Linked DNA regions of Homo sapiens: all the other regions are linked to region 1. Evidence: chromatin loops called from intact Hi-C (ENCODE). Cell type or tissue: mammary epithelial cell. All regions are shown on one strand. Each heading gives the region's core, and the rest is flanking DNA. Links, peaks and the distances in the headings are about the cores only. Region 1 overlaps PKP4 (plakophilin 4). Region 2 overlaps PKP4 (plakophilin 4). Region 3 overlaps PKP4 (plakophilin 4). Region 4 overlaps PKP4 (plakophilin 4).

What was found. A loop is a pair of places that touch in the nucleus more often than their neighbours do. Peaks named below come from ENCODE experiments on the same cell type or tissue, not always from the same donor. Only the 100,000 strongest peaks of a DNase experiment are listed, where the experiment ranks them.
Region 2: a loop joins it to region 1, with 2.4 times the contacts of the local background. A loop is called at or near these places in 14 of 110 quality-filtered maps.
Region 3: it touches region 1 in a loop (6-fold over the local background); 18 of 110 quality-filtered maps call a loop at or near these places.
Region 4: it touches region 1 in a loop (3-fold over the local background); 16 of 110 quality-filtered maps call a loop at or near these places.

The regions. Positions count from the first base shown.
Region 1 is chr2:158,459,049-158,462,327 of GRCh38, reverse strand. All of the region lies in intron 1 of PKP4 (plakophilin 4), which reads right to left. Among named protein-coding and RNA genes, the nearest start is that of PKP4, 3.7 kb to the right of the region's middle. In mammary epithelial cell, for the core only: a CTCF peak has its summit at 1,471; no DNase peak of the experiment used is centred there; H3K4me3 peaks cover 285 bases.
Region 2 is chr2:158,537,723-158,541,001 of GRCh38, reverse strand. All of the region lies in intron 2 of PKP4 (plakophilin 4), which reads right to left. Among named protein-coding and RNA genes, the nearest start is that of PKP4, 82 kb to the right of the region's middle. In mammary epithelial cell, for the core only: no CTCF peak of the experiment used is centred there; a DNase peak (open chromatin) is centred at 1,671; H3K27ac peaks cover 432 bases.
Region 3 is chr2:158,617,698-158,620,976 of GRCh38, reverse strand. The region is part of intron 4 of PKP4 (plakophilin 4); the gene reads right to left. Among named protein-coding and RNA genes, the nearest start is that of PKP4-AS1, 120 kb to the left of the region's middle. RefSeq lists an enhancer at 1,126-1,420. In mammary epithelial cell, for the core only: no CTCF peak of the experiment used is centred there; DNase peaks (open chromatin) are centred at 1,346 and 1,676; H3K27ac peaks cover 1,120 bases.
Region 4 is chr2:158,598,933-158,602,211 of GRCh38, reverse strand. The region is part of intron 3 of PKP4 (plakophilin 4); the gene reads right to left. Among named protein-coding and RNA genes, the nearest start is that of PKP4-AS1, 130 kb to the left of the region's middle. In mammary epithelial cell, for the core only: no CTCF peak of the experiment used is centred there; a DNase peak (open chromatin) is centred at 1,731; H3K27ac peaks cover 2,301 bases.

The DNA.
Region 1 (3,279 bases), core at 429-2,928:
AAATATAACTTAGATCAATATAATCCAAATTGTATTTTTAAAAGGAGGAAGCTATCATCCAAACATTAAATGGTTTGTCAAGGTAATAAGGTTTAATGGCAGATCTCCTAATTTCTGATTTGGGATGCTTTTTACTTCCCTCATGCTTGCAATTCAGACACAGCTTGCAATGGGCCAAAACTTCAGATACCACCTAGCCAGTGTTTCAAAAGTCTATTTGTAAACTGATTGTGGGTTTCTATGAAAAACTGCATTCCAAGTTTCGGGCCAGGCCCCAAAAGCCTGCATAGTACCCTGATAGCCTCACTTCAAATACATATTTTACCTAACCTTCATATACAGTATCATTTTTGTGTCAAACCCCATACCTGTTTTAAATTCAACCTGGAATACAGGACACCAATGTCTACATTTTATGTACATGGTCTCAGGCCATAAGGAGCTTCCTCTGCCTTGCCAAGCTCACAGATGTGGTGATGGCATAGTGTGTGTGTGTTGTGGCAGGGTGGTGGGGGCAGTGTAGGGGCACAGATGAAGGAAGAGCAGTACTAACACCATTAAATATTTGCAACTCACCCAATTTATATTTAGTGGAGAGGAAACTATAGAAGTCAAACATGCCTCAGATGTCAAAGAAAGGTGCTTCCCCTGGCCCCCTCCCTCCCTACCCTATATTGTGAGTTCTGGATTTTGTGAAGACTGTATTATTCTATATCTAGCTACCTGGATTGGCACCCACCCAGTCACCAGGCATTATTCCATTCAGGAAAAATGCTTTGCAATCACATGACTTACAATAACTCAGACACTTCCACATTTTAATTTATATATTTGGTAGTAATAAAATCTCACAATACAATCCCTAACAACATTTTATCAGCTGCAATGAATCATTATATATGAGTCATAATAAACTATAATGTTATCAAGACTATGAATAATAAAATGATCAGTGATATAGCCAACATTTATTGGTATATCAAACAAATCTGAATTATGAAAAGGAAAAACAACAGGTCAATGATGAAGAAAATGTCTGCAACATTCCTAAGTTTAATTGAAGATCACCATCATGTAACATCCCCAATTTAGTAATGGTAACATAGCACACTAAATTAAGATAATTCCACTGAATTATTAAAGTGACAAGGTAAGAAATATTTGAATGTTATGCAACTTCTGAACTGAAACCAGCAAGTACATGAATTACTGTTCTTGGCAACTTAGAGCCTGATTACCTTACCTTGAAATAACCCTGTTATTTCTTATCACTGAGCATCGAACTGACCTGCTGACTGCTATCATCACTTCCATTGATGTAAGAATGAAAGCTTACATCCACGTATCTTAAAAGTTTTCCTTCTTTTCTCTATTTGCAGCTGTCTGTAGTGTTGTCTGGCTGTGAAATAGTTATTTAATTCTCCAAACATACCTAGTCCTCTGGTGTTATGTTTCAGATTCTTCTTCCCCCTTCAGTGCAGGAAGGGCACTACAGAATCATTTCACACATTGAAGGAGTAACTATCTCCCTGTACACTTGAAGGCGTGAAGGCAAACTTCCCAAACTGACATACAATACCATAGGCATTTATGCCCTAAAATAACCCTATAGTAACCTCTATTTTACCTTCCATTTAAGAATGAAGATATGATGTCCATTTTAGAATTAAGCAAGGTAGGGAATTACTGCTCAATTGAAACAGAAAGAAAAACACATTAGATTACAGAGCATTCTCAAAATACCTTAATATTTCAAAAGAGTCAGGTAAGAGACTAGACTTACCTGATGGTTGGCATCATCCAGGGTATGAATATTATTTAAATTGATCCCTGGGTAACAGCATGGAAATTACTAAGGTCAAAAATTGCCAATAATTGCATTTTCAAAAATTAAAGCGAGTTTCAAATTTTTACATTAAATTTACTTTGCCTATTTACAAGAAAAGGAAGAAAACTGCGATTCTAATTTAAACCTAATCCAAATACTCAAGGTCATAGAAATGCTAAAATTTTTATTAAACTGAATTTGGTAGTAGTTTCTTTAAATTCATATCATGTCAGAACTAGTCACAAAATTAGATTTGATTTATTCAGCTTATAAATGCATTACTGCTGCAATAATGTATATAATTTTACTTTCTGGCTGAATACTAGCTGCCCCTAGTTTCTTCTTCCCTTGTTTTCCATCAATACTCTGCTCCCTTATCTCCCTCCAAAAACAATACAGGTAAAAATTAAAATAATTGGATATTTAGCTTTCCCAACTTAGACTCTTCAGTATAATACATAAGACACCAGATGCAGCACCCTCTCCTTACATAATAGTAGGGGGTGGGGAGGGAATGCACTTTGGTCAAAATACAATTTCGGTTATTTTCAATTGTGTAGGATCACTAGTTGAAAAACTTCCACTCTTTGAATATCTGTAACAAATAGAAAGCATTTCTAACTGAAAGGTTACCTTTACCTGAAGCAGGCAAAACTATCTGCACAGCCAATCGTGTGTGTGTGTGTCGTGTGTGTGTGTGTGTGTGTGTGATCCATACATCTGAACAGGGTTTTCAATTTCTAATGCGGCAGGGAAACTAAATTTGCTTTTACTTCCCAATCTTGACATCAAGTCAAAAAAGCACGGGTTAAGCATGGGTTAAACACTGCTGTAATATGATACTGTTACATAATAAAAGTTTCCTGTTGGCATTTACAAACACCTCCCAATATCCTCCACAGTGTTACTGGACACAAATTAAACCTCTAAATTAGAAGATTCACTGATTATGCACATAGCTGAAAAACAACGTAGCAACCAAAACATAAACGTTTCTGAGTGCAAAATATTTTTTTCTATTTTTTTTCCTTTCTGTTGAGTCCTTAACTAAAGGCTCCTATTTAATAGTTTTCAATGTCCATGATCTACACAAAGTAGGTGTTGGAAGAAAGCTGATTGGTCAGACAACTGACTTATTATTTTACTGAATCTGACATAAAATAACCAGGTGCAAAGAGGTTTATCATAAATGCAACCTGCAAAGCAAATTGTGTCAAATAAAAACACACATATGATGCTTTTCAACACCCAGAAACACTTATTTCAGACATTAGTTGTTCTCGTTTTCATGTTGCCATTTTCCATAACTGTTTCACAGGCACCAAAACGAAGATACTCCTACAGCAATATACTGCATTCAAGAAGAGAAGCATTCTTCTAGTTTCTCTTTAAAAATAAAAAGAATCTAAGCTCAATTCTAGCGAACCATTTTCTGTCAAAATTTTGCTCTC
Region 2 (3,279 bases), core at 230-2,729, 79 kb before region 1:
CATAAAGTTTGCATATACAGGGGGAAATTATTCCATATATTCATAATTTAACTCTGAAAAGAATTGTAAACTGGATTATTCAACTGAAAAGGAAATTATAATTTTAAAGGTATAAAGTCATGGTTGGCTTTAAGTGTTAACAAAGAAAAATATTCTATCATTTTCAAATGTAAACGAAACAATGCTAATTCAATGGTAAAAATTAAACAAAAATATTCTATTACTTTCAAATGTAAATAAAAGCTAATGGTAATTCAGTGGTAAAAATTAAACCTAAAAATGCCTAAGTTAACAAACTTACATAAAACTGACATAATACATACTGATAGCCTGTTTAAACTAAAAGGGGGCAAAAGTACACACATTCTTGTCTCTTATGCATCAATTAATGAATATTCATAATGTGTCAATTACTCTATATTGAAGTATAAATACGGTTTGTGCCTCTGCATTCTTCTGAGAGTAGAAACTATATGAAATAGGTCAACTTTATATGTCTACTTATCCCCCTCAACCCATTCCTTGACAAAGTGCTTTGCTCAGAGTAGTCTTTAAATAAACATTTTTTAATTAATTAAAAGCAAGCTTAATCTAAGTATGGAGGCACTGTAAACATGTTTACATTTTTAGTTCATTAACTAATAAATATTTTGGGCACCTACTATGTTTTCCATGTTTGAATGTGTGATCCAGTTATGTGTGAACAGCCACATGGAGTCTGTTCAAGTTCATAGAACAGTCTTTCAAACAAACCCCTCAGTGTCAATACAACCTAAAATGATGCTTCCGATGAAATCAAAGAGAACAAATACTAAGTTATTCTGAATATATAGTTGAGGACATATAAGACTGGAAGCTTTGCTAGCAGTTCCATCTGATCATTCATCAGACTATCGGAAAATGTAGGCAGGTAGCCAAATGCATATGCTTGTTGTTAGCTACCTCTTGGCAGTCTAATTTTTTGATGTTGAGAAGGACAACTTCTTTGAGGAGTGGGCAGTACTCAAATACTGAATAAACCTGTTGGCCATACTCTGTAGTATTCTTTAATCACAGGGACGCTTGAGGTGGAGGACACCCTGCATCGTTAACAAAATGAAGGGAAATGTTAAATTCTGACCATGGTACATGCAACTTAAGAGGACTGATCTCCTGAGAGCCATTTTAGAGTTCAGAATTCTTGAATACAAGCCAAACAGTGTCACAAGGCTCTGCCATTTGTCCTCATTTTGAACCTCATTTTTATAATATTATGGAGATAAAGCTGTAAAATTTGATGATCCCTCAAAAACCACTGAGATCCAATCTTATCTTGGGTTAGATGCTGCAGTTCAGGCACTGAAAACTTCACTGTGGGTTACACGGTAACAATAACTGCCAGGATAATTCAGTTACCAATTGGAAAAATAACTAAGTTGCCAATTGGAAAAATCAGAAGTTTCAGGCATTGTACTTACAGCACAAGACTTCTAGTTAAGTGACAAACTATGCTTGTTTACAGCTGAAATAAAAATTCTCTCTTCTGCATGTGGCTGAGGTGTGTCAGAGAGGACTATTTCATTGAAAATAAGCATAGGGGCCAAACAAAAGGAAGTTACAAAGGCAGGTGTGTAACAGCTGAGTTGTTTCAGTTCCAGAGGAATAAAGTAAATAATTGTACTGGAATTTGTTCACTTCTGGGCATTTTGCCATACAGGAAGGGTGTGTAATTACTGAAGCTAAGATATCTATGTAAAAATGAAGTAACATCAATAGGACACAGTTGGGCTTCAGATTTTCTTATTTTATCTTCAAAAAATTAAGGATCTCTGGCTCTCATTTCACTCTTTGATATTTAAATATCACTTAAGTTAATAAGGACATACTGAAGATAGAATGGTTATTTTCACAAAAGCCAGAAAATATATTGAAAGTGGTATTCTCTTTAAGAGCCACACAGATGAGGAACATTGCAATTTTCACTCATCAAAGATAACAAAAGAAGCATACACTATCTAACTTGAGACCTCACCAGAGTAAAAAGAGTGCATATAAAATTAGCATATTTTACCAAATCTATTCTTTGCTTACCAGTTCATGCTATCTGGATTGGCCTCAACCTTAAATCTAGATTCTAAGCTTCTGAAATCATTAACCAAAAATATAAGAATGCGGTTTGTGGGCCAGGTGTGGTGGCTCACACCTGTAATCCCAGCACTTTGGGAGGCCAAGGTGGGCAGATCACCTGAGGTCAGGAGTTTGAGACCAGTCTGGCCAACATGGAGAAACCTCGTCTCTACTAAAAATACAAAAATTAACTGGGTGTAGTGGCAGACACCTGTAATCTCAGCTACTCTTGGGAGGCTGAGGCAGAAGAGTTGCTTGAACCCAGAAGGCGGAGGTTGCAGTGAGCCAAGATCGCACCACTGCACTCCAGCCTGGATGACAGAGCGAGAGTCTGTCTCAAAAAAAAAAAAAAAAAAAAAAAGTGGTTAGAGAGCCTGAAAAGTATGACCAAGTTCAAATAGAGATCTCAATTATTCAAGCAACTTTATGACAGAAGATGAACAACTCTAATGAATATTACATGTGCAATTCTACAAAACCAGAAATCAACTTGCAAAGATACTTGTGAAAGATACTTGCAAATCCTAGCCATGATTGGCCATATTGTTCTCTTTTAAAGAGTGTTTCTAAAACCAAGAGATCATATTGGAATCATTATAAAACTACAATGTATTCTACCACTTGATAATAATACCCTGCACATGATGCTTGGCTCACTGTTTCCTTGTGCCTGTGAGTGAGCATTCTGACCCATCTAAGTAAGTTGCAGAGGGCAGCAGCAAGGCTCTGGATAAGCAGCGAATGTCTTATCAAATTCCAATTTCTCTGCATCCAAGGGTGTGCTGTGCATTTCAATGACAAATCAATCAGTTTAATCTAAGGTTTCCACAGGAAGAGGCAGGATCCTTTGAGGGCACCACATTTTTCTTTCTTTTTTTGGAGACAGGTTCTTGCTCTGTCACCCAGGCTGGAGTGCAGTGGCATGATCACGGCTTACTGCAGCCTTGACCTCCCAGACTCAAGTGATTCTCCTGAGTAGCTGGGACCACAGGCGCACACCATCACACCTGGCCAATTTTTTGTATTTTTTGTAGAGACAGGGTTTTTGTCATGTTGCCCAGGCTGGCCTTGAACTCCTGAGCTCAAGCCATCTGCCCACCTCAGCCTCCCAAAGTGCTAGGATTACAGGCATGAACCACCATGCCCAGCGCTGTATTTATCTAGTTATTACAA
Region 3 (3,279 bases), core at 367-2,866, 160 kb before region 1:
AGTTTAATCAGCTAAATATAATAACATTACATAAAAACTTGCTAAAAAAGGTTCAGATGTTTGTCAACAGCATCTTAGAATCTATATGCTAATACAAGGCTATTATTTTCAGCTTACACAGCACATCTGACTCTTAACTATATGAATGTGTTCCATATACTTATACTTCATTAATATATTTTGCTGAATTTCATGAATGTTGTTTGTTGTGATTGTAAGTCTCAATATTAAATCAAAATCTGAAAACTGATCCTGTTCCTCTTGGAAAACTGACCTCTCAGACACCTTCCTCCAAGGGATTAAAAGACTGAGAATGGAGACCAAGTATTTCAAGAAGGGTCCTCCATCTTCCAAACAATTAAAAATGAAAACTTACACAACGTTCATATTATTGAGCTTGGTGATGAAGCCTCTGAAGGTAGAGCACATTTTATGTTATATTTCATGTCACTTACAGTCAAAGGAACTCTATACAAAGTTTTAGAATTGCAAGCAATGAAAATTTTCTTGTTCACCTGCTTATTTTATTCCTTTAGCCTTTTTTAAAGGAATATAGGCAAGTCTAACCTAACCATTGTTTCTTCCAGCCAAACTCATCTCTTCCATTATCTGCTTTAATTTAACAGTACCATTTGCCATCCTGAACTTGAAAAAAACAAACCCCATTCAAACTTCTGTTTTTTATGCCGTAAACTTAGGTGGTGTAGATCATGCTTCCTTTTCCCAATTCGATTCCCGTATGTCCTTCTTTCTCTAATATCTTCAAAATGTATTTTCCCATTTTCTGATGGACTTCAATACAAGCCATTCCTTCCTTGCATTTAACCCTTATATTATTAACAAACTTTCTTTCAGAAATGCTACTTCACTCTCACTTCAAAGATAATTAAGTTCTTATCACATTCTGAGTTTAACATACAATCCTAAGGATTTAAATGTCTACCTCCTTTCCTCCCTCCCTGTCTCCCTCTGGGCCCTATTACATGCCAGGCCCTATGCAGTTATGAGAGAAGGTAAGGGGTGTGTGTGTGCGTGTGTGTGTGTGTCTGGGGGAATGGAGCTTAGGAAAATCTTCCTAAAGGAAGTAACATCTAAGTAGCATCCATTTACCACAGGAGGCCAGCCTTCTCTTTCTGTATAGCGCTTATCACCATTTCTCCCCACTAGAATATAAGCTCCACGAGGACAGACAGACTTTTATCTGGTTTGTTATATCCTCAGTGTCTAGGATGGTGCAGAGTACTCAGTAGGTGCTCAGTAAATATTTGTTGAACAAGCAAATTCCCAGTAACAACAGCAGCTTCCTTTTACTGAGTGCTGACTCATGCCTGGCATTGCATTGTGGCTTTACCTTACTGTGTTCAATGAAGTTTGGCTATGTAAAGCAAACTTCTTAGGGACTGCTGATTAAGCTGCTTTAGAAGGTGAATACAAGGTTTAAGGGAGAAGTGGGAAATCCCACTGCATTCTAAACCTTTAACTTGATGTCAGATTCAATTCAAGGTTTTGTTTCCTAGCCTCTGGAAAGATTAGCTGACATTCTTAGTATAGGTTTTTACCGACCTGTCTCCTGTTATATTATTTGACAGAATGCTTCTGTATGGTAGAATTCTGTGACAGTTCTGATTGCTTCAGTTTGGAATTTCAACAAAGATTAAAGATTGTATATGGTTTCCCTGGTACACGTTGAAACATGAGCTGAGTCACTGTCAGGCTGACAATACCAGAAAGTGCTCTGCTTTACTTGTACATCTTCTATCATGAGTTTTCCAGAGTTCTAAACATTCTTATACAGTAATTCTCAAAGGAGTTTTGCTAAGGACTAAGTAAAATACCAAGGAATTGGAATAGCTGGGAATAGCTGCACAGGTGCTGGCCTGAAATCAGAGCTATGCAGCAGTCAACCTTTGTTCCATCAGGGACGGAAACCCTGGGAAAGCAAATACGAACTAGCAAGAAACTACAGATAAAAAGTACCACTGTGGTAGCCTCAAGGCTTCACATACATGGAAAAATGTTCTGTCTTGGAAAAGAAAAAGATGTTCAGATAGTTCTCAGCTTTACTTAAATATAAGGTAAAATCTAGGACACCAATATATTAAAGCTTTTGGCTTAGAAACACTAGGTGGCATGTAGTGTCAGGGTCTCAACATTTTTCACCATGGAAACCAAAACCATTAGAATTTTATGTAAGCTGCCCACCCACTTTTTAAAAAAAGCTATTCAGAGCTTAAAAAAAAAACAGAAAAAGAGAAACATACCCTAAAAATTGTAGCTCAGAAATTGTGTCTTTTCACTCAATGAAACATATTCTCAGAAACCATGTAACAATCTTGCTCATTTAAACTCTTCCTTATGAGAAGCTATTTAAAATAAATAACCTTAGAGAAAGCACAAATCATGAGATATGTGATTCCATACTGGTTGCCCTAATAAAACTTCACGAAATTAGTATCTCAAACAATACAAAATTATTCCAAAAGTAATATGACAGCCATATTCCTTTTAAATATTATGACCTGTGTTTCATATATTTTTTAATGCAACGCCCTAGAAAACAGAATCTAGAAAAGGACACTGAGATGCTAACTAGAACACTAAAATACAAAATTCTCAGGTACCCAGGATCTAATTTGAAAATCTAAGTAACTGGGTTTAAAGGATAGGACTTAGGTTTTGTGACCTATCTTTAAGTAAATATAAAACTAAGAGTTAATAAAAGATTTATTTAATATGAACTTTAGTATAAAGCAATCAACTTCTATTCTATAAATAAGGTCTTCAGTTATTTTTTCTTTTTTTTGAGACGGAGTCTCTACAGGCTGGAATGCAGTGGCATGATCTTGGCTCACTGCAATCTCTGCCTCCTGGGCTCAAGTGATTCTCGTGCCTCAGCCTCCTGAGTAGCTGGGATTACAGATGTGTTCCACCATGCCTGGCTAATTTCTGTATTTTTAGTAAAGATGGGGTTTCACCACGTTGGCCAGGCTGGCCTCAAACTCCTGACCCTAAGTGATCTGCCCATCTTGGCCTCCCAAAGTGCTGGGATTACAGGCGTGAGCCATTGTGCTCGGCCATTCAGTTATTTTTCTGTTTCCTTAGTAGAGCCCAATGATAATGAAGAATAGCTGCAGAGATCAAAGTATCCTGAAATCTATTCTGATTTATGAAAAGAAATTTAAATGGTTTTCAAAATAGTTTTACTATTTTCTTTGAAAACTTGTGATCCACAAATTATCTATATACATGCATAAACCTATATATGCACAGACATCATAT
Region 4 (3,279 bases), core at 585-3,084, 140 kb before region 1:
TATCACTGTGCTACCTGGCAGAACAGCTTGTGATCCCATTTTTGCATTAAACACATACAGACACATAGACAATATGACTAGAAGTCTAGAAAAATAAAAATGAATGTGCTAGCAGTTATATCCCTGAGTACAGCCATTACATGTTTTTCTTTTTAATCATTTATACCTTTTTTCCTTTTAAAAAACCAGAAAAAGGACATATATTCATGGTATTTTTTTGAGTGCTTATTAAATTTATAGAAAAAGGAGTGTGACTCTGGGCTTAAGGAAACATTCTGCCAAATAAAGCACTTGGAGTGGGGGAAGAACCGTCCTTTTAGTGCTATATTTCTGAGATTTTAAGTTCTTATTACCCCCTTGATACTTTCCCCAAGTCATTATGTGGTTATGAAACTTGCTGGTTGAAAACCCTAGATTCCATAGAAACTCCCTGAACTTCAATTTTGTGTGTGATTTGCCTTTTCTCCATCACAGGTGCAGTAGTTCACATTCCAGGACCACTGAACGAATTGCAAGCAGGGTGACCTTCTCCCAGCAAGTGGAGTCAATCAGTTAATGCTAATCTCCTCCAGGGCTCTGTGATGTTCCTTTATCTGAAACACTCTTAGCTGATTTCAAAATGGACTGATAGGAAAAAGTGAAAACTTGGTCAAATATCAGTAATGAGACATTTGTCTTGCTCCTAAGGGTAGGCCATCACTGTCTTGTGACTCCAAAAGTGGTTCTGCACACTGAATTTCAATTTCTCCTCAATCTGTTTTTGTTATTTAATTCTATTATCTAAATTAGTTTCTAAGCACTGAGATTGGTATTACCCAACTCTGTTTCCTCAAAAGGATCATATTTTATGTCAATATTAAAATACATGGTAAATCAAACTGCCATCCGGAAATGTTTAGTATACCTCAAGTTTCTCGGGAATATTAAGAAAGTTTTATCTTCTGAGTTTGAAACTTATATCAACTTTAATGAAATACAAGACTTTTTATCCTCAAAACTGTAGGTCACAGAATATAATTCCAGCTAATTGCTCAAATGGGGCAAGGGCTGTGGTTGTTTTGCTCATCTCTTTATACCAAGTGCCTAGCATTTGCCAGGCACACAGCAGATGCTTAATTAAATTGTGAAAAAATCAAGTTCTTTAATGTTTTGAAAGGTCAGATTATACAAATTACCAGGTATTACCTAGTATAAGCAGGTCAACTTATTCTCCCCGAGTCTAGGTAGGAAGCTCCAGCAACCTCGTTGTGTAACAATCAAGCAAACAGCATTTTTGCTGCTGAAAGGACCTTTGGTTACCAAAATATAATAGGTATTCCTAGGTGAAGGCAATGGGAAGCCTCAATAATATTCCCTCCTCCATTTAAGGTACCATATATAAATCATTAGAAAAACAAGCTAATAATGAAATTAAAAATAAATAAATAGTTCCATGGTATACTCTGAAGATCATCTATTCAGCCCAACTACTTTCACAGAAACTTCTATAATTCTGAGAAATAACTGGTCATTACATGTTATTCATAACAGCCTATTTTCTTTTTGAATTACTCACTTCAAATGACTCTCAAATTGTTCACTACTTTGGGACTCAGGGATTGGACAACAAAACAGATGGAATTTTGAAATGCTGTTTTAAACCACCAAAGGCAATTGTTCTAATAAACCCATGTTTATTACAACAATCACAGGCAGCTTCATGTTAGAAACATAGGCTTATTTCCTCCTTCTCTCCCTCCAACCATCTATTCCTAGAAACACTTCCTCAACTTTTATTGAATGGCTACAATGTGTCTGTAGGCACTGTGCCCACAAATGACTCCATCCCGGTTCCCTTTCACTTCTCTTCTGAAGATGCCAAGCAGCTTGCGTTCTAGGAGCTTCCACTGGAATGTGAAACACATTTTAAAATACACACAGGAACTGAGTCACCCATGATAACTTTGTTTCAATGGGAAGATATATTCATAATTTAATACGTTAATAACTTAATCATTTAGAATGAAATCCACTAATAACCTTGGGGCTGTCCAGTCAGATGGTGAACATCAATCAAAAGCAAATTTATTACCAAATTAACAAAACAGTTCATTTTAATACGAAAAATCAGTTTTGTTTACAGGAAGACAATGTGCCTTCATCATAATATTACATGAAAATATGTTGTAGATCACTATAAAATTCTACATACTCCTGAAATTAATTTTTTTCATTCAGATGCAAATGGAGGCAAAAATATCTTTGTTGGACATTGACAGCTGTGCAATATCTTTGAAAACTCTCCTTATTTTGCTGTTTCCCATATTAGGAGTCAGAAAATTACCTGCTCATAATCCCCTCCAGCCAGAGGGCAGGCCAGTGAGTGAAGTTCACAAGAAGCCACATGTGGAGATAGGGTGATCCTGAGCATTTGTGGTGGATACAGTGGTGGCAGTAGGCACTGCTCCTTGAAACCCAGATTCAGATTCTGGCTCCCTGGCCTTCCTAGAGACTCCATGAGTTGATATCCAATAGCTCCTAAAAAGTTGCTTTTCTGCTTACATAAGCCAGAGAAGATTCTATTGTTTGCAACCAAAAATCCTGACTGATGTTATCCTAAAACTAACAAAGACAAAGTAGCCCTCTGAAAAGGGCCCAAGACTCATAACTGTAGACTATTTCCAACTGCATACTGGATATGTAACACAGCTCAGATTCAACGTATTGAAATTATTTCCCTCTAAACTGACTCCTGTTTAGTGATTCCCACCTTCAGTCACTCAAACTGAAGAGCAGGGAGTAATTTTACTATTTGTTCTTCCCACTAGTGTGTAACCTCCATGAGGGTATGGCAGGTGGCCTTGTTTACAGACAATGGCCAGAGCCTAAGGCAGTATCTGACACATGGCTATCACTCATTTTGAATTCATCTCTACTACCACTGACACTGTTCTGGCCTTTATCCTCTTATCCTCTTTTGGCTGGGTCATTCTTTCAGTCTCTCTCCTAACTGGTCTTCCTGGCTTTCATTTCTCATCCTGCCAGGCTCTCTTCCACGCTGCTACTACTGCGATTTTTTTCAAACACTCACCTCTGATGTCATTCTTCTGCTGCTAATGCACAACAGATCCATACAGGATAAAATGCAAACATCTCAGATGGCACAGAAGGCCCTGCACCACCTGGCTCCTCCTAGTGTGCCCTTTCCCACACAAACCTACATCTGAAGCATTTCTAACTGCTTGCAGTTGCCTCACACACCATACTGTTTCACACTTCCACTGCTATTTTTAGGGTAGA